2 separate regions of the Homo sapiens genome follow, and region 2 is linked to region 1. Evidence: read pairs that join two places in POLR2A ChIA-PET (ENCODE). Cell type or tissue: HepG2. All regions are shown on one strand. Region 1 holds the start of STIM1 (stromal interaction molecule 1). Region 2 overlaps STIM1 (stromal interaction molecule 1).

Region 1 (8,000 bases):
CTCCTGGGCTCAAGCCATCCTCCTGGCTCAGCCCCCTGAGTAGCTGGGACTACGGGGACACACCACCATGCCAAGTTAATGTTTGTATTTTTTTGTAGAGACAGAGTCTCACTATGTTGCCTAGGCTGGTCTCAAACTCCTGGGCTCTAGTGATCCTCCCATCTCAGCCTCCCAAAGTGCTAGGATTTTAGGTGTGAGCCCTAGTACATACCTGGGTTCTTGCAAGGGTCACACTTTTAGAAGGACGAAGCATAGGGGCTTATAGAGATGAGGGTCACAGATTCTGATCAGGTTTCAGAATTTTTTTATTTTGTAGAATATTAAAGCTGCACTGGGTCAATAATCTGGTAGCTGACCAGTTTATAGTTGGGGAGACTGAAATTCAGAGGGGAACTGACTTTTCTAGTGTCACATCGTGATCTTGGAGGCAGAGAAGACACCAGAAGTTTCTTCCTGTTGCCCAGGCTGTGGCTTTGGCTCCCAGGTACCATTTATTTGTTATTTTATTTTATTTTTGAGATGGAGTCTCACTTTGTCACCCACGCTGGAGTCCGGTGGCGTGATCTTGGCTCACTGCAACCTCTGCCTCCCAGATTCAAGTGATTCTCCTGCCTCAGCCTCCTGAGTAACTGGGGTTACAGGCACACGCCACCACGCCCAGCTAATTTTTGTATTCTTAGTAGATACGGGGTTTCATCATGTTGGCCAGGCTGTTTTCAAATCACTGACCTCAAGTGATCTGCCGGCCTTGGCCTCCCAAAGTGTTGGGATTACAGGTGTGAGCCACGGCGCCTGGTCATTTATTTGTATTTTTAATTGTGGTTAAAAAATACATAACATACATTTTGCCAGCTTAATTTTTTTTTTTTTTTTTTTGAGACAGAGTCTTGCTCTGTTGCCCAGGCTGGAGTGCAGTGGCGCGATCTCGGCTCACTGCAAGCTCCACCTTCCAAGTTCATGCCATTCTCCTGCCTCAGCCTCCTGATTAGCTGGGACTACAGGTGCCCGCCACCATGCCCGGCTAATTTTTTGTATTTTTAGTAGAGACAGGATTTCACCGTGTTAGCCAGGATGGTCTCGATCTCCTGACCTCGTGATCTGCCTGCCTTGGCCTCTTAAAGTGCTGGGATTACAGGCGTGAGCCACCGCGCCCGGCCTCATGTTAATCATTTTTAAGTGTACAGTTTAGTCATGTTAGGTACATTCGCATTGTTGTGCAGCCAATCTCCAAAACTTTTTTCATCTTGTAAAATTGAAACTATTCCCAGCTTTCCCCTCTCCCCAGTCTCTGGCAACCACTACTCTACTTTCTGTCTCTATGAATTTGACTGTTTTAGGTACATTCATATAAATGAAATCACAGTGTTTATCCTTTTGTGACTGGCTTATTTCACTTAGCTGGCTGTCTTCAAGGTTCATCCATGTTGTAGCATGGTCAGGATTTCCTTCTTGCTTAAGGCTGTGTACTATTTAATTGTACGTATGTACCATATTTTGTTTATCCATTCATCTATCCATGAACAACTTCGGTTGCTTTCACCTTGTGGCTGTTGTGAATAATGCTGTTATGAACATGGGTGTACAATTTTCAAGACCCTGCTTACATTTTCTGGGTGTACACCCACCATTGAAATTGGTGCATCATAGTAACTATTGTTAGTTCTTAGACACCATTTTAGCGTCACAGGAAATTCGACAGCTTCCAAGAGGTTTAAGGTCTTGGTGTAAATTGGTAACAGACCCTGGCTTCCTGCCTCCAAGATCTGTTTGTTGTACCAAATAGATAAGCACCCATAACCCCGAAGAAATCATATGGTGGTGAAAAGAAATGCTGTAGTCGAGTTTGAAGGAAATTGTGTTAAACATGCTTTACTTTGCTCATTTCTTTCATGTTCTCTTAGGCAAATGAGTGCACAGGCAGGAGAGCTGGCTTAGGTAGAAATGATCAACTGTCAGTCTGAGTGATTAATCTGGGCTGCAGACATGTTTTCTGTGGCCTATATAAGGTTTTATCCTTTTAAACGAATTGCTAATATTTTTTTAAAAAGGATATGTCATATGAAAGTCCAGATTTCCATCTTCTCTCTCTCTCTTTTTTTTTTTTTTTAATTGAGACAGGGTCTTGCTCTGTTGCCCAGGCTGGAGTGCAATGGTGTGATCATGGCTCACTGCAGCCTTGAGCTCCTGGATTTAAGCGATCATCCCCCCTCAGCCTGCTGAGTAGCTGGGACCACAGAAGCCAGATACCACTCATGGCTAATTAAAAAAATTTTTTTTGTAGAGATGGGGGTCCCACTGTGTTTCCCAGGCTGGTCTTGAACTCATGGGCTCAAGTAATCCTCCCACTTTGGCCTCCCAGAGTGCTGGGATTAGAGATATGAGTCACTGCACCCAGCCCCATCTTCTCTTAATGACACTCCAGCAATACTAGGCCCATCTTTCTGCCTGCTCTCCACAGTCCCCACCACTCCGTATTACTCCTACCTACTTTTCTTAATTGAATTACCTACCTGCCCATTTTGCCATTTGAATTTAAGACCCCTGGCTCAGAGAATAGGTCTAGGAGAACCTAGGTAGGGTTTCAACTGTTCTGGTCAATTTTCCAATATTCCGGTATTAGTTTTTAGTATCTGAGTGTTCAAGTGAATTAACTCATGTAATCCAGCTTTTACAGAGAACTTACTATGTGCAGGGTCTATGGCTGGGTCCTAGTGTCACAGAGATGAATAAGGCACAGTCTCTGACCTGAAAAGTGGCAATCACTATCTGTTGGGGGAGGGGCAGACAGATGTAATGGTCCAATTTTGGCCACAGACTGATTTTGAAGGGGTGGGCAGAGTAAAAGTTTCTAAGGAGACACATTGAGCTGTATCTGGAAGAGTAAGAGACCAGCTACATGAGGAACTGGGAGCAGGCGAGAGTGTTTCATGCAGAAGCAACAGCAGATACAAAGGCTGTGAGGTGGCTGAGTTTGACGTGGTTAGGAACTTAACGAAGGCTAGTGTGACAGGAGCTTAACAGAGCCGGGAGAGTGGTAGTAGGTTACATTAGCCATGTATTTTTATATCAACGGCCTAACCCTTAAGCCAGGCAGCTGTTGGGCAAATTCGTGTTCCCAGTCTTCAGGGGCCTTGCTCAGAACAGGTAGCTGGTTTAGCACTGTCAGTCAGAGGAGGGACTGGGCCTGATCCTTTCCCCTGCGTCTGGTGCCAAGGACAGGGTAGGGCACAGAGGTTTCAGTCAAGATCTGCTGACAGCACGCTTGAGAAGAGAACAGGAAGTGCAGGCTTTGTTGAAGGAGGCTCAGGCGTGGCTCTGTCTTCTTTGGCGCACTCATTCTCAAGTCGCTGACACCTCCTCCACCAGAGAGGTAGCTGGGAGAATGAGATGCAGGGAGGAAGCATTTACAGGCCCCACCGAAAAACCTTAAAGGGCTGAGAGCTTGAGGGCAGGTAGGAAAAAGGGCTGTGAGAGCTAAGGGAGGGCATCCCACTTAGCTTGGAGGGGAAGGGAGGCGGGGTCGGGAAAGCAGATGGCACCCTTTAGCCCAGACTCAAGGAATGTGTAGGGGAATTTTAGCTAGAGTGGTTTGGACATTTCATTTTGCTTTCTGGCATCATCATTTCCTCAGAAAACACTCGCAGGCCCCAGTGGCCCTCGTGGGCCTCCCCCGGGGCGGGTCTTAGCTTCACTCGGCAACCCTCTGCAAAAGAGCAGGCCCTCCCAGGAGCGCCGAGTCCTGTCTGCAGTTTGCTGATTTTCCCACCAGGGGCCGCTGCGCATGGGCGACGAAGCGCGCGGGTTCCCAAGCCGCAGAGAGGCGGAAGCCGATTGGTTGTCAGGCGAGGCGCGAGGGCGGAGCCTGGGAACTGGCCGGGAGTTGGGGGCTGGGAGCTCGCCCCCGGGCCGAGCCGGGTCAGGCTGTTGTCGCCTCAGGCAGCTCCTGGGAGGCTAACGTCGTGTCCTGGGCCTCTGTTTAGACAGCTCTAGAACTGAGGCGAGTGGAGCAGCACCAAGGCCCGGAGATCGGGGCAGGGCAGCTGCTGTCGCCGCCGCCGCAGGCCTGAGTTACCTGAGTAACTGCGGGTCAGGGACCCGCCCGACGGCCCGCGGTTGGCGCTGGAGACTCTCGGTGGGGAAAGGGAAGCTGGGACTTGATCCTTTGCGCGGGATCCTGGCAAAGACTAGCGCGGGCCGGGGGTCCGGGAGAGCCCGCTAGGGGCGGGGATTCCGGGGAGCCGTCTTCACCGGTTATTCCGGGATCCAGCTGGGCGCTGGGGCTGGCCCGGGCTTCGCTGGGGACCGGGCGGCGCGGGGCGGGCGCGGAGACGCACGCCCCCGCCCGCCCCGGGCCCGCCCCGCGCCGCCCGCCCGCCTGGAAGCCGCTGTCCTGGGCCTGGCCGGTGTGCGTCCGCCTGCTGGACCTGGGCACCGCCAGCCGCCTGGGCACGGGACTGGGCGGGGGCGCTGACCTCGGCCTAGGAGGCCCAGGATCCCGGAGACGCCCGCGCCCTCAGGACCCTGCGGGTCGCACGCCCTCCCCAGCTTCTGCTGCTCGCCGCTCTTCGGCAGGGCGAGGTCAGGTGCCCCCTTCTCGCCTCTCTTCTCTTCTCTTCTCTTCCTCCTCCACTTCTGTGCCCGCGGAGACTCCGGCCGCCCCCTTCCGCAGGGGTGTAGTAATCTGCGGAGCTGACAGCAGCCCCGCAGCCACCCTGCCCGAAGTCTCCGGAAGCGGCACGAGCTCAGGCCGCCGCAGCCCCGGCGGACCCACTGTTGGACCTGAGGAGCCAGCCCTCCTCCCGCACCCAAACTTGGAGCACTTGACCTTTGGCTGTTGGAGGGGGCAGGCTCGCGGGTGGCTGGACAGCTGCGGAGCCGCGAGGGCATCTTGCCTGGAGACCGTCGGCTGCACTCCCGGGCTCCTGGCTTTGCCTCTGGGATCCCGAGGTGTCCACATCAGACGCATGTTGACTGAGACCTAGAGTCATGGATGTATGCGTCCGTCTTGCCCTGTGGCTCCTCTGGGGACTCCTCCTGCACCAGGGCCAGAGCCTCAGCCATAGTCACAGTGAGAAGGCGACAGGAACCAGCTCGGGGGCCAACTCTGAGGAGTCCACTGCAGCAGGTAAGGCCTTGCTGCGGGCTGGACTGGGCTGGAGGCTTTGGCTCAGGACTGAGTGGCCCGAAGTGGGCAAGTTGAAATCTAGGTTTGTACATGTGAGGTTCATGGAGGATTCACACATGGCACTGCCTGTTCCAAGTAGTTCAAGAAGTTCTTTCTGGTCAGTAGTCATGGCAAATGCCTGTATCTTTCCTGAACAACTTTCCTCATCCCCCGCACTCAGGATTTTTTTTGTTGGCAGTAAGAAGAAGCCTTTGGGGCAACTTGACCTTTTAGATCAGCAAGGAAAGACCCCATCTTAGGCCTACTTGTCTGGAAGAATGGCCTGGTGAGATGATAAGTTCATTGCTCCTATTCGGTTTTAGTACTGAGCAGCATGGGGGAGGTTGGGGCCACTTATGTTGGAAAGGGAAAGTTAAGGCTGGGCCACCTCTGTTGCCTGAAAGCCTGGTGTTCAGGTGTGCCTATTCCAACAACCGTGGGAACCCTAGTCCCACCCTTCCCTTAGGTAGTCTTGTCTCTTTGCTGTGCGCATTTGAAATATCCAGGCGGTTTCTTAGATGGAATCCTATTTACAACTAGGGTGTTAAATGGCCTTTTCTTGACATAGACATGATATAATTCCTGGGACCACTTGTTGACTTATTCTGTTTCTTCTGACTGATGAGGGTGGGAATTCCATGCTACAGGTTTTTTTTTTTGTTTTTTTTTTTTTTTCCCTGAGTCTGCTTGCTAGGGAAACCATGCTACTTTTGATCTGTCATGGTTTTTCCTATGCAGTTGTGAAGGCTTATCAGGCAGCAGGAGCCCTGGTATACTTTTGCAGTAGAAAGGAACACTTTTATGTTTTGTTTTGTTTTTTTGAGACAGGGTCTTGATCTGTCGTCCAAGCTGGAATGCAGTAGTGTGATCACAGCTCACTACAGCCTCAAACTCCTGGGTTCAAGTGATCCTCCTGCCTCAGCCTCCCGGTAGCTGGGACTAAACACAAGAGCCACTGGGCCTGGCTAACTTTTTTTTTCTTTCTATTTTTAATTTTTTGAACAGACACTGTCTCTCTGTGTTGTGCAGGGATCCCTCCCAAAGTGCTGGGATTACAGGTGTGAGCCACTGTACCCATCAAGGAACTCTATTAAAATCCAGTCATTTTACATAAGGCTTACGAGATCAGTTCTCTTTTCCCATTTCTCTCACCCTTTGGCTGTGATCTGCCCAAAGCTGTGACCTGCAGTGTGGGGAGAGTTTATAGATGAGTTGTTTCTGAGCATAAGCAAGTTCAAATGAGGGAATGGCTCAGTGGGCACCTGCTGATACAAGTCAGAAAAGGAAATATAGGTCATGGTGGCTGGGGAGTTTCATGGATGGATCCAGAAGCTGGCTTTGGTGGTAGACCCTTTATTGGGCAATACCCTTTTAAGTTCCAGATGTTCCAAGAGGTCTGGTTTCCAAATGAGGCCAGGGTTGCCCATGTGTAAGTAGGATACCTGGCTGTTGCTTTCTAGATAGATCCTTTTTGCCTATTAATCCTGTCTCTCCATAGAGAGTCTCCTTGACCTTTGAGACCTGGCTGAAAGCTTGGTTCTTATTGGGCTATGAAGGGAAAGACTAGTGGGCAAATGTAGATTGAACTGTGAAGTAGACCTAATTATCATCTCTTCCTGTCCCTGTGACATTCCTATTTATAACTGATAATATGTCTTTTTTCACTCCAAAATATGAGTGCCTGACATAAGATGAATATTTTTTGGAGAGTGGGTGTTCTATATTTTAGACATAAGCTAAAGGGATGAAATTTTGAATGTAGACATTGGCTGGCTATTAGGAAGGTTTTTTTTTTTTTGTTTTTTGTTTTTCGCCTGAAGTAAAAGGCATTCTAGCCTTCCTCAGGACCACCCCATGACTTGAGCTTTTGGAGACAATTCTTCACACAACATATATTTCAGAGGCCTGGCTATGCTGATTATACCACTTAGGCCTACTCATGCTCAGTTTAGAAACTGGTTTCTGTTGTCACAATAATAGTGAATTCCAGGGAGGAAAGTCTCAGAGAGACCCTAGGTGCTGTGAATGCCTAAGGTTTGTGGAAACCTGGAGGTTCTAGCACTATTGTTGTGGTAGGTTTTCCCCTTGGGTCTACCTGGGGTTTTGTCTTTGACTCAGTCAGGGACTTGTTTTTGCAAAGAGGTGGTTCATATAGACTGGGATCTGCAAAAGAGTTTGGAGAGAAACTTTCTATGCAACTAGGAACTCTTGCATCCTTTCCAGCCTCTCTGTATCCCCAGAACACAGGAGGAGCTTTACTTGCTCTTAAAACTACTACTTTTAAAAATCAGATTCAACATACCCAGTCAATTTGTGTGTTCTCTGCAGTTTGTATTTTACAATTACATAGCTGTTTTTCCAACAGAGTCTCACAATAGCCCTGTTACAATGCAGGGCAAGTGGTATTGTCCCCATTTTTATGGGTGAAGAAACCTGGTCCTGTGCTTGGTCTTTCTTATAGGCAGGTCTTCTGATGCTTAAGTCTTGGATTTCTTCCATCTTCTCAGGTCCTGCCCTGTTAAAGGAGTGCTAGGCAGGGCTGGAGAATGTTGCTTTCCTTCTGACAATTAGGCAGGCCTTGGTGACTCTGTAGCTGAGAGCCAAGAAAAGGGCTGTACTTTTTTTCTGCTCTGGAGAGTCTTTTGCAGGGGCCCAGAGAATTTGATTTTTTCTCTTTTGGATGTATATACCCATCTGTCTCTTTTTAGTTAGTTAAAATATTTGATCCTAAGATTGATTTAGTTAAAATGCTTATGGCTTTAGCATGCATACAATAAACACTATGAAAGCCTGATCCTGCAGTGAAGGCAGGTGCTCTACAAGGAGGATCTCTCAC
Region 2 (8,000 bases), 79 kb after region 1:
AACAGTCCTGTGCCTCTCTGGACACGTGACTGGTCTATTAATAGATCTGAAGTTCTGGGAGAGCCTCAGCTCTTCCCCCACCTTTCTACTTCCAGCAGCCTGCTTGCTGGTAATTTCTTCAGTGCCCGGACAACTGGACAGAGAATGGAAACAGGGCAATCTGCCCATCCCCTTTTAGGAGGTAATGCAGGCCCAGGTGTATATATATGAGTAGCCTCTGGCCTCATGGGTGTCTGTGCTGCATCAGGTCAAGTGGAAATGCTTAGCATTTAGGAGGAAGTAATTCCAGTTTGCCCTGGATGGGATTGAAAAAAAACCCAAACATGTATTTGACCTTCACTATATGTAAGGCACTGTACTAGGCACTTTGCATGTGTTTACCACAATCTTCCCTGAACCTTGTGAGATAGATATTCTCATTTTACAGAGGAGATGACTAAAACTCAGGAAGATTGACTTAGTAACCTAATGTTACACAGCTGGCAAGACTAAAATCCAGGCCTTCTGACTTTGTCTTTCGAAAATGACAGCTTCCCTGTTTATAACTTTCTATAGTAAAATTGGGCTAGGATAATTTAACCATGCTATCTTTGGGGACACTTGTATTATTGAATTATCTCATATAGCTCAGGAAAATGGGGGCAAACATGAAGGGAGGGGAATAAGGCCTATCAGGCTGTGGGCAACAAAGGGAGCTCAGTGTAGCAGGATGGTGCCTACTGTACAGGTCCATGTGACCTTAGTGAACCCAAGTCAGATAGTGGCTGTCCTGCAGGTTAATCAACCATATTTCTTAGCTTGGCGTACAAGGCATTCAGAATTAGGGTTCCTGCTTCATCCCATTTTATCTCTTCCTACTTCCTATCATACAAATTGTTTTTCATTCTATTGTTTGCCAGATCTGCTGTCATCTTCCATGCATGGGCATTTGGAGGCTCTATTAAGGTTCTAGTAAAAAAGTAACTGTGGCTACCTTAGGGCCGAGCAGACAGTTTTGAATCTCCATTTACTCCAGAATCATTTTGGGCTGGAGCTCTGTCATTCATTCATGTATTCAATCATTCTTTTAACATACAGGACACTGCCTCTCTGCCAGGTACTGTACTAGGCCCTGCTAATCAGAATAATGAACAAGATAGATATGGTTCCTGCTCTCCTAGAGCTTGCAGTGTAGTAGGGAAGGCAAAAATGAACAAAATAATCATAATGAAGTCTGATGAATGTCATGAAGTGCAAATAAGGGATGTGATGGGAGGGTGCATATATCAGAGGAACTTAATATTGTTTAGGGTGTTAGGAAAGACCTGACATTAGCTGAGGAGGTGACATTTAAGTTGGATCTGAAAATTGAGAGAAAATAAGTAAGGGTTAAGAAAGGTAATGCTAGGCAGCTGGAAGAGTATGCAAAGGCTTACAGGCCAGGCAATAAGGATAAAGCCATGTCCATGTCAGTTCATTTATTCAGCAATCATTTACAACTGCTGGGTTATATCATGCAGTGTGCTAGGTTCTGGGAACATAAAAAACAATAAGACGTGGTCCTTACCTGCCCTGGATAAACTCAGTAAGGAGTAGTGATGTCACTCCTTGGTAACCAGGGTGCTAAGTTCACCCTAGATCTTGGACTCAGTTTTTTGGGTCCCATGTGATAGGACTTAACACCTTTAGAAAAACTGCCTGCCCTTGAGTGTTTGGTCCATCTGTCAAGCCGACAGGACATGGACCTCAGATGAAAACCTGCAGTGTTCTTATCCCTGGCTTCACACTTACCAGATCCATGATAAATGGGGATCTGCTATAGACTGAATGTTTGTGTCCCTCTACATTTCATACATTAAAATCCTAACCCCTAATGTGATGGTATTAGGAGGTTGTAGGGTAAATGGACCTGAGAGCAATAACAAGCATTCCCTTAGAATGACACTGTATGGCAGACACACCTGAATGCATGTTCCAAGCTAGGGAATCTGGGAGTGGCCAATCCAGAGATTTCGTTCCTTTTCTATAAGTAATATCTGAGCCCTAGCCTACCCTGTGGAACACGGGCCATACAGGGGATTGAGGCCCTGGGTTTTGAGTTGAATGAAGGCTGCCAGATGAGGCCATTAAGAGGAGGGTGTTAAGTGAAAATGCTATGTAAATTGCACGCTGTTTACAAGCGGTTGCGATTTTCCTGCCCGGCCTGTTGCTCCTGGGCTGTGTGGTTTTCCTGTCCAGCCTGCTGCGACTGGACTGTATGTAAGGCAGATACCTTGTTCAGCCCGCCACTACTGGACCATATCTGTACATAAGGCAGTTCTCTTGTCCAGCCCACCACCACTGGACTCTCTTCCGTGTATGTAAGCCCCTAATAAAACCCTGTGTCTTGTTTGCTGGCTCTAGGTCTCTTCTTTGGCCTCTTAAACCTGCTGCCTTCCCTATGGAAGTTAACAGGGTTTGGTACAACAGACACAGGGCCTTTGGTGGGTGATTAGGTCATTAGGACAGAGCCCTCTTGAATGGAATTAGTGCCCTTAGAAAAGAGACCCCAGAGGGCTGGGTGTGGTGGCTCACGCCTGTAATCCCAGCACTTTGGGAGGCTGAGGCGGGTGGATCACGAGGTCAGGAGATCGAGACCATCAGGGTTAACAGAGTGAAGCCCCGTCTCTATTAAAATTACAAAAAATCAGCCGGGCGTGGTGGCGGGCACCTGTAGTCCCAGCTACTTGGGAGTCTGAGGCAGGAGAATGGCATGAATCCAGGAGGTGGAGCTTGCAGTAAGCCGAGATCGCTCCACTGCACTCCAGCCTGGGCAAGAGTGCAAGACTCTGTCTCAAAGGAAAAAAAAAAAAAAAAAAAAGAAAAGAAAAGAGACCCTAGAGATCTCTCTTGCCCCTTCTGCAGTGGGAGGACACAGAAAGGAGACAGCCATCTATGAACCAGTAAGCGGGCCCTCGCCAGACACTGAATCTGCTGGCACCTTGGTCTTGGACTTCCTAGCCTCTAGAATTGTGAAAAATGAGTTTGTTGTTTAAGCTGCCCTGTCTATGGTATTTTTGTCATAGCAGCTTGAATGGACTAAGACAGGCTCCTCTACAGAGTTGAGGTTATTGGGGTCCAGAGATTGGCTTTTGTCCCCAGTAGAAAACATAGAAGGAGCTTTTTGGCTGAGGTGAAGTTGCCTCTGTTTTCAGAGCTTTGTGTCCTTGGTGTCTCATATTTATTACAATTGATCATGTGTTCTCACACCCATCCATTGTCTTGAGTACACCTAAGGTGGTATTTTAGCTGTGTTTTTCTGGATTCTGATACTGCTTATAGACAAAAGTCTTAGCGGCTGGCTATCTTGGACTGTAAATTGCCTAAGTCCTAGGTGTGTTGTTCACATGGGCTGTGTTGTGAATGGGACCACGTTTCCCCAATTGTGCAACAGTGCAACATTGTGGCCCTGGTTAAAGGGAAGGGAAGTTAGGTTATTGAAACATGGACTGTGTGCCTCAGGCTGTGTGATTTGTATTCTTTATTTCATTTAATACTCCCTGTAATGCTCTAAAGTAAGTACTTTTATTCTAATTTACAGATGAGGAGACTGAAGTTTAGTGAACTAAGTAAACAAGTAAGTAGTGGTTTGGGGTTAGAGTTTAGGTCCAACTCTAAAGTCCATGTTTCCCTCTCTCATCCAGCTGTTTCCCAATGTAGTTACAGACTTCAGATCTTGCATGTCATCTTGTTTCCATGGCCTCTTTGGCCTTGTCTACCTTGACTTATTTGCCTTGCCTCCCTGTGTCAGTAATCTAAGGATTCTCAACATGGCTGAGGCTCAGGAATATATCCTGTTTGGTAGATAACCTAGAGTCTCTCTCTCTTCCCCGCCGCCCGCCGTCTACAATGTATTTTTGTGTCTAATGTGAGGCAACATTATAACTATAATTGGAGTCATTTTTAAAGAGTAAGTTAGCTCTAAATTTGGTGGGCTGCTTTTCTTAATCCAGTTCCCACAGCATTCTCAGGAAGACGGAAGATGGGGATGGCTCATTAGAAATGAGTTTGAATGAAAAAGGCATTGGGGCTTGGCTTGAGTGGTGGAAAGAGCCTCCCTCAGCCTTTCTAAATTGCGTGGCTACTGAAGTTGGTTGGATCTTTGTAAGTTAGTACTTAATGTCCCTTTTCCAGGGACCTAAGATTCTCTTTTCTCTCTTTCCCGTAGAAGCCCTGCCTCATCATCTGGAGATTCTGGAGCTACTGACATTAGAGTGGAGAGACTTTTTTCTTTCACAGAGTTGTCAGGGTTGTGTACGGGGTGGGAGAGGGGTCTGTGTATAAGGCAGAATCCAGGGAATGGTGGAAGAGGAAGTGTAACATGTTTTTGTGTCTTCAATAGCTTTTCAGCACTCTTTTTTTTTTTCCTCCTCTTTTCTTCTGGAGACTTTGCAGTCTCATTTGAGAAGTGGGGTCCCAAATAAAACAAGGCTGCTACACTCACCCATCTTGTGTTCCAACTCTGCTTCCTTTTCCTGAAGGCTGACAGGCTTTTTCATATCTTGAGTCTTTGTACCTTCTGTTCCCTCATCCTTGAAGGCCCAGTTTGATCTCTTCTCTCTGGAGGTTGTCATGCCCACTTTGTGCCTCCATAGCACTTTGTACAGCCTTTTATATAGTCTTATTCACTTAGCTGTCTGCTTCACTCTCCACATCTTGAACCTCTTAAGAGCAAGAGGCTGAGTTAGTTTCACCTCTCTTTAGCAAGCACAGGGTATGAGGGAGACTAGAGTCTCAAAAATTGTAGAATTGAACAATTCAATTCATTACATCAGTACCTTGGTACACTGATGCCCAAATCAAAAGTAGATGATTGTGTACAACTATCTTGTGTACTTCCATAAACTAAATAAGTTTCTCTTCCATAATTCACTGTTTTGTGTATCTCCCAGGCCCATAGCCCTTCAAACATGCAGTGCAGTAGCTGACTTTGAGAGAGAACAGAGCACAGATGTTATCTTTGCCTGCTTTGCCCTTCACCTCACAGTGCTCTTCTAAGTCCCTGGGCTTGACCCAAGGAATGAGTAGGGAGGAAATGCCAGAAATGAGCCACCCTTGGCATCCTAACTCCTTGGTTTGCAGGTTTGGCCCTGTGGGGCAGTGCAAGGTGAGCAAATGGAAAAGAACCTGTTCCCTGTAATAGCAGCTGAAAGGGATCTCTACAGATTATTACTGTCATCTTTTCGCAGCTGCAGTTGCAGCAATGAGACACTCCCCTCATTGCATTCTGCATCTAAGACAAAATCAATTCATCTTTTAAATTGGCTCTCTTGGCTTGTCCTGAGATTTCTCATAGGGCTGAGAGCCTGAAACAAGTCATCTTACCCGTGTTTTTCTACCATTGTAAGGCCAAAGACTGTGAGATTGTGTACCCTTAGCCCTTCATTTTATACATGGGGAAACTGAGGCCCACCATGGGCATAGGACTAGTTCAAGGTTGGGTGACTAGTGTCAGGTGAGGCTAGACACTGGTCTTCCAACTCCCTGCAAGGTGCTCTCTTCATTATACCCTGCTGTCTCTGATATCAGTTTATGTTTGTAATGCCTGTAGATTGTGAAGTTGGTGAGGCTGAAGTAACCAGGAAACCTGGTTTCTTTTCTTTCTGTCACCTTCCTAGTTTCTGGACATCAGGGCACAGTAGACATTCTGGGAAGACTTAGTGAAGGAGTAAATAAAAAACAAAGTTGGCCCAGGAAAACTGCATGGTCTAAGCCAGAAGAAGACTAACGAAAGCAGATTCCTCCCAGTTTCACTGGACATCTTTGGCTTTGATGATGATTCCTGTGGTTCGATTTTCCCAGTGTTAAATGCAACCTTGGCTGGAGCGTGGAAGAAGTATGGATTGTAACTATGGTATTTTATCTGGTGAAAACCAGGTCTGTAATTAAATGTCTGTGAAAATACCACACCTGGGCTAACTGAGGATGCCTTTGAGTCTTCAGATGCCTCCCTTATTCCCTAGCAGCAATCACAAGACAGAGATTGTGTGCATCATTGAGAACTAACTACATTATACATAGGTAACATTTATTGAATGCTTACTAAGTTTTCTGGAACTTTTTGAGGTATTTACAATTCTTTTAATCTTCACAATCATCCATGAGTAGTTACTATAATTCTTTTAACTTTTCAAATGGACTTTATTGAGATATAATTTACATATAATATACTCATTTTAAGTGCTCAGTTCGAGTTCTGACAAATGTAGTATATGCCTGCGTAACCTCTCCCCTACAATCAAGATATAGAACATTTTCATCAGTAGGTACTTTTGTTATCCTTATTCTACAAAGAGGAAAACTGAAAGACAGAGAAGTTAAGTGACTTGTGTGGGGCCCCATGGTAATAGAACCAGCATTTGAATCCATGCTGTGTGACTGCAGAGTCCACATTCTTCTGAGCTGTGCTACCTTTCATCTCTCAATTTGTGGTCAAGCCATTGCCTCTCTTGTCCTAGTGGACAAGTGCATTAAGGACTAAGATGACATAGACTTACAATCTAAGCACTAGGAGGGGTGTTGGGGAGCAAGAGGCCCAGAGATAGGCAGTGGGGAGGAATGAGATAGCCATCTCAGTACCCCTACAGTTCCAGGACCCAAAGAAGGCAGAACAACGTGCCTTTTGCTCAGCCTTTGCTTCTCCAGGCCTGCAAAGAATAGGGTAGACTAGAGAGTCTTATAATAAGGTTACCAGTATGATATAGTATCTGAAAAAAGGACGGCTCCTAGGCTCACATAACTGGAATAGAAACATAGAAAATGAGAAGAGATGATAGTCTCATATGTTCTGAGAGTGACCTTAGTAGTGGCTGCAGCCCATTCTGGACTTGGCACTATAGAGGCAACATAGATAGTCTGGAGATGGAGAGTGGCCTTGAAATCCAATCCTTTGAGGAGAGGTTGAAGGAGCCAAGACTGGATGCCCTGAAGTGAAAATGTAATCACTGGCTTCATATCCTTGAAAGGCTGTTCTTTGGCAGAGAAAACCAACTTGTTTTTCTTTGTGGCTTCAGAAGGGGTAATTAGAACCCAATGGGTGGGATGGTGTAGAGTATTTTGGAAAAATTAAAGTACAGTGAATATGACATATCTCATATCTCATTAGCTTGGAGTACAAATAAGATCAGATCTTTTTTCAATATTAAAATTAATCTCTGCAGCTGGGTGCAGTGGACCACGTCTGTAATCCCATCACTTTGGGAGGCCGAGGAGTCCAGGAGTTGAAGACCAGCCTGGGTGACATGGCAAAACCCCATCTCTACAAAAAATACAAAAATTAGCTGGGTGTGATGGCATGCATCTGTAGTCCTAGCTACTTGGAAGGCTGAGGTGGGAGGACCACCTGAGCCTAGGAGGCAGAAGTTGCAGTGAGCCGAGATGACACCACTGCACTCCATTCTGGGCAACAGAGCGAGACTTCATCTCAATAATAATAATAATAATAATAATAATAAAATATCTGGAATGAGTGTGAAATTATCTGGAAATTTAATATGTTTCCCTTGGGGCTGTTCTTCTTCCCTCTTTCTCTTTATGAAGTATTCAAAAACTCTAAGGGCTTATTCAATCCAAAGGGGTCAGGCTTAGTTCCAAGTAGAGAACTAAAGAATCTTATTGGCCTGCTAGCGGGCCCCATTTTTAGCTTCTGTTGGTGTTGCACAGTATGGCTTTTAAAAATGGATCTTTCACAGAATGTGGTTTCTGTATTTACTGTAGCCACAAGAACCTGATTCTCCATAAGTCACAGTGGTTCATTGAGGGAGGATGATGGCAGTCCTTCAATGTCACTCTTAGTCCCAGGGTTCACTCTGCTTGAGCTCTCAAGGTGAATGCTCAAGTTTATATGTATATAAGCTCATCCACTGGAGGAGGAAACCTCCACAATTTTCCATTTGGCTAAGTCTAGAAGTGTTTCTAGCTTCCACCACATTCTAGCTCCAGAACCTTCTCTCATGATCACTTTTGTTATAGAGCTTGGGACA

The links. ChIA-PET counts read pairs that join two places held together with the same protein. Peaks named below come from ENCODE experiments on the same cell type or tissue, not always from the same donor. Only the 100,000 strongest peaks of a DNase experiment are listed, where the experiment ranks them.
Region 2: POLR2A ChIA-PET joins it to region 1 with 14 read pairs; 15 of 35 experiments call an interaction of 5 or more read pairs at or near these places.

The regions. Positions count from the first base shown.
Region 1 is chr11:3,851,285-3,859,284 of GRCh38, forward strand. It overlaps STIM1 (stromal interaction molecule 1), which reads left to right and starts at 4,380. Exons shown (of 13, transcript NM_001382567.1): 1 at 4,380-5,125. The coding sequence starts at 4,987. It overlaps STIM1-AS1 (STIM1 antisense RNA 1), which reads right to left and starts at 4,294. Exons shown (of 2, transcript NR_183662.1): 1 at 4,073-4,294; 2 at 3,039-3,374. MIR4687 (microRNA 4687) reads left to right here and starts at 4,778; the gene lies at 4,778-4,857. RefSeq lists enhancers at 3,356-3,425, 3,635-4,580, 4,796-5,005, 5,156-5,235, 5,246-5,295 and silencers at 3,766-3,815, 4,296-4,355, 4,416-4,575. In HepG2, a CTCF peak has its summit at 3,766 (motif pointing right); DNase peaks (open chromatin) are centred at 3,817 and 6,677; H3K4me3 peaks cover 4,103 bases.
Region 2 is chr11:3,929,848-3,937,847 of GRCh38, forward strand. All of the region lies in intron 1 of STIM1 (stromal interaction molecule 1), which reads left to right. Among named protein-coding and RNA genes, the nearest start is that of PPIAP40, 40 kb to the left of the region's middle. In HepG2, no CTCF peak of the experiment used is centred here; a DNase peak (open chromatin) is centred at 3,684.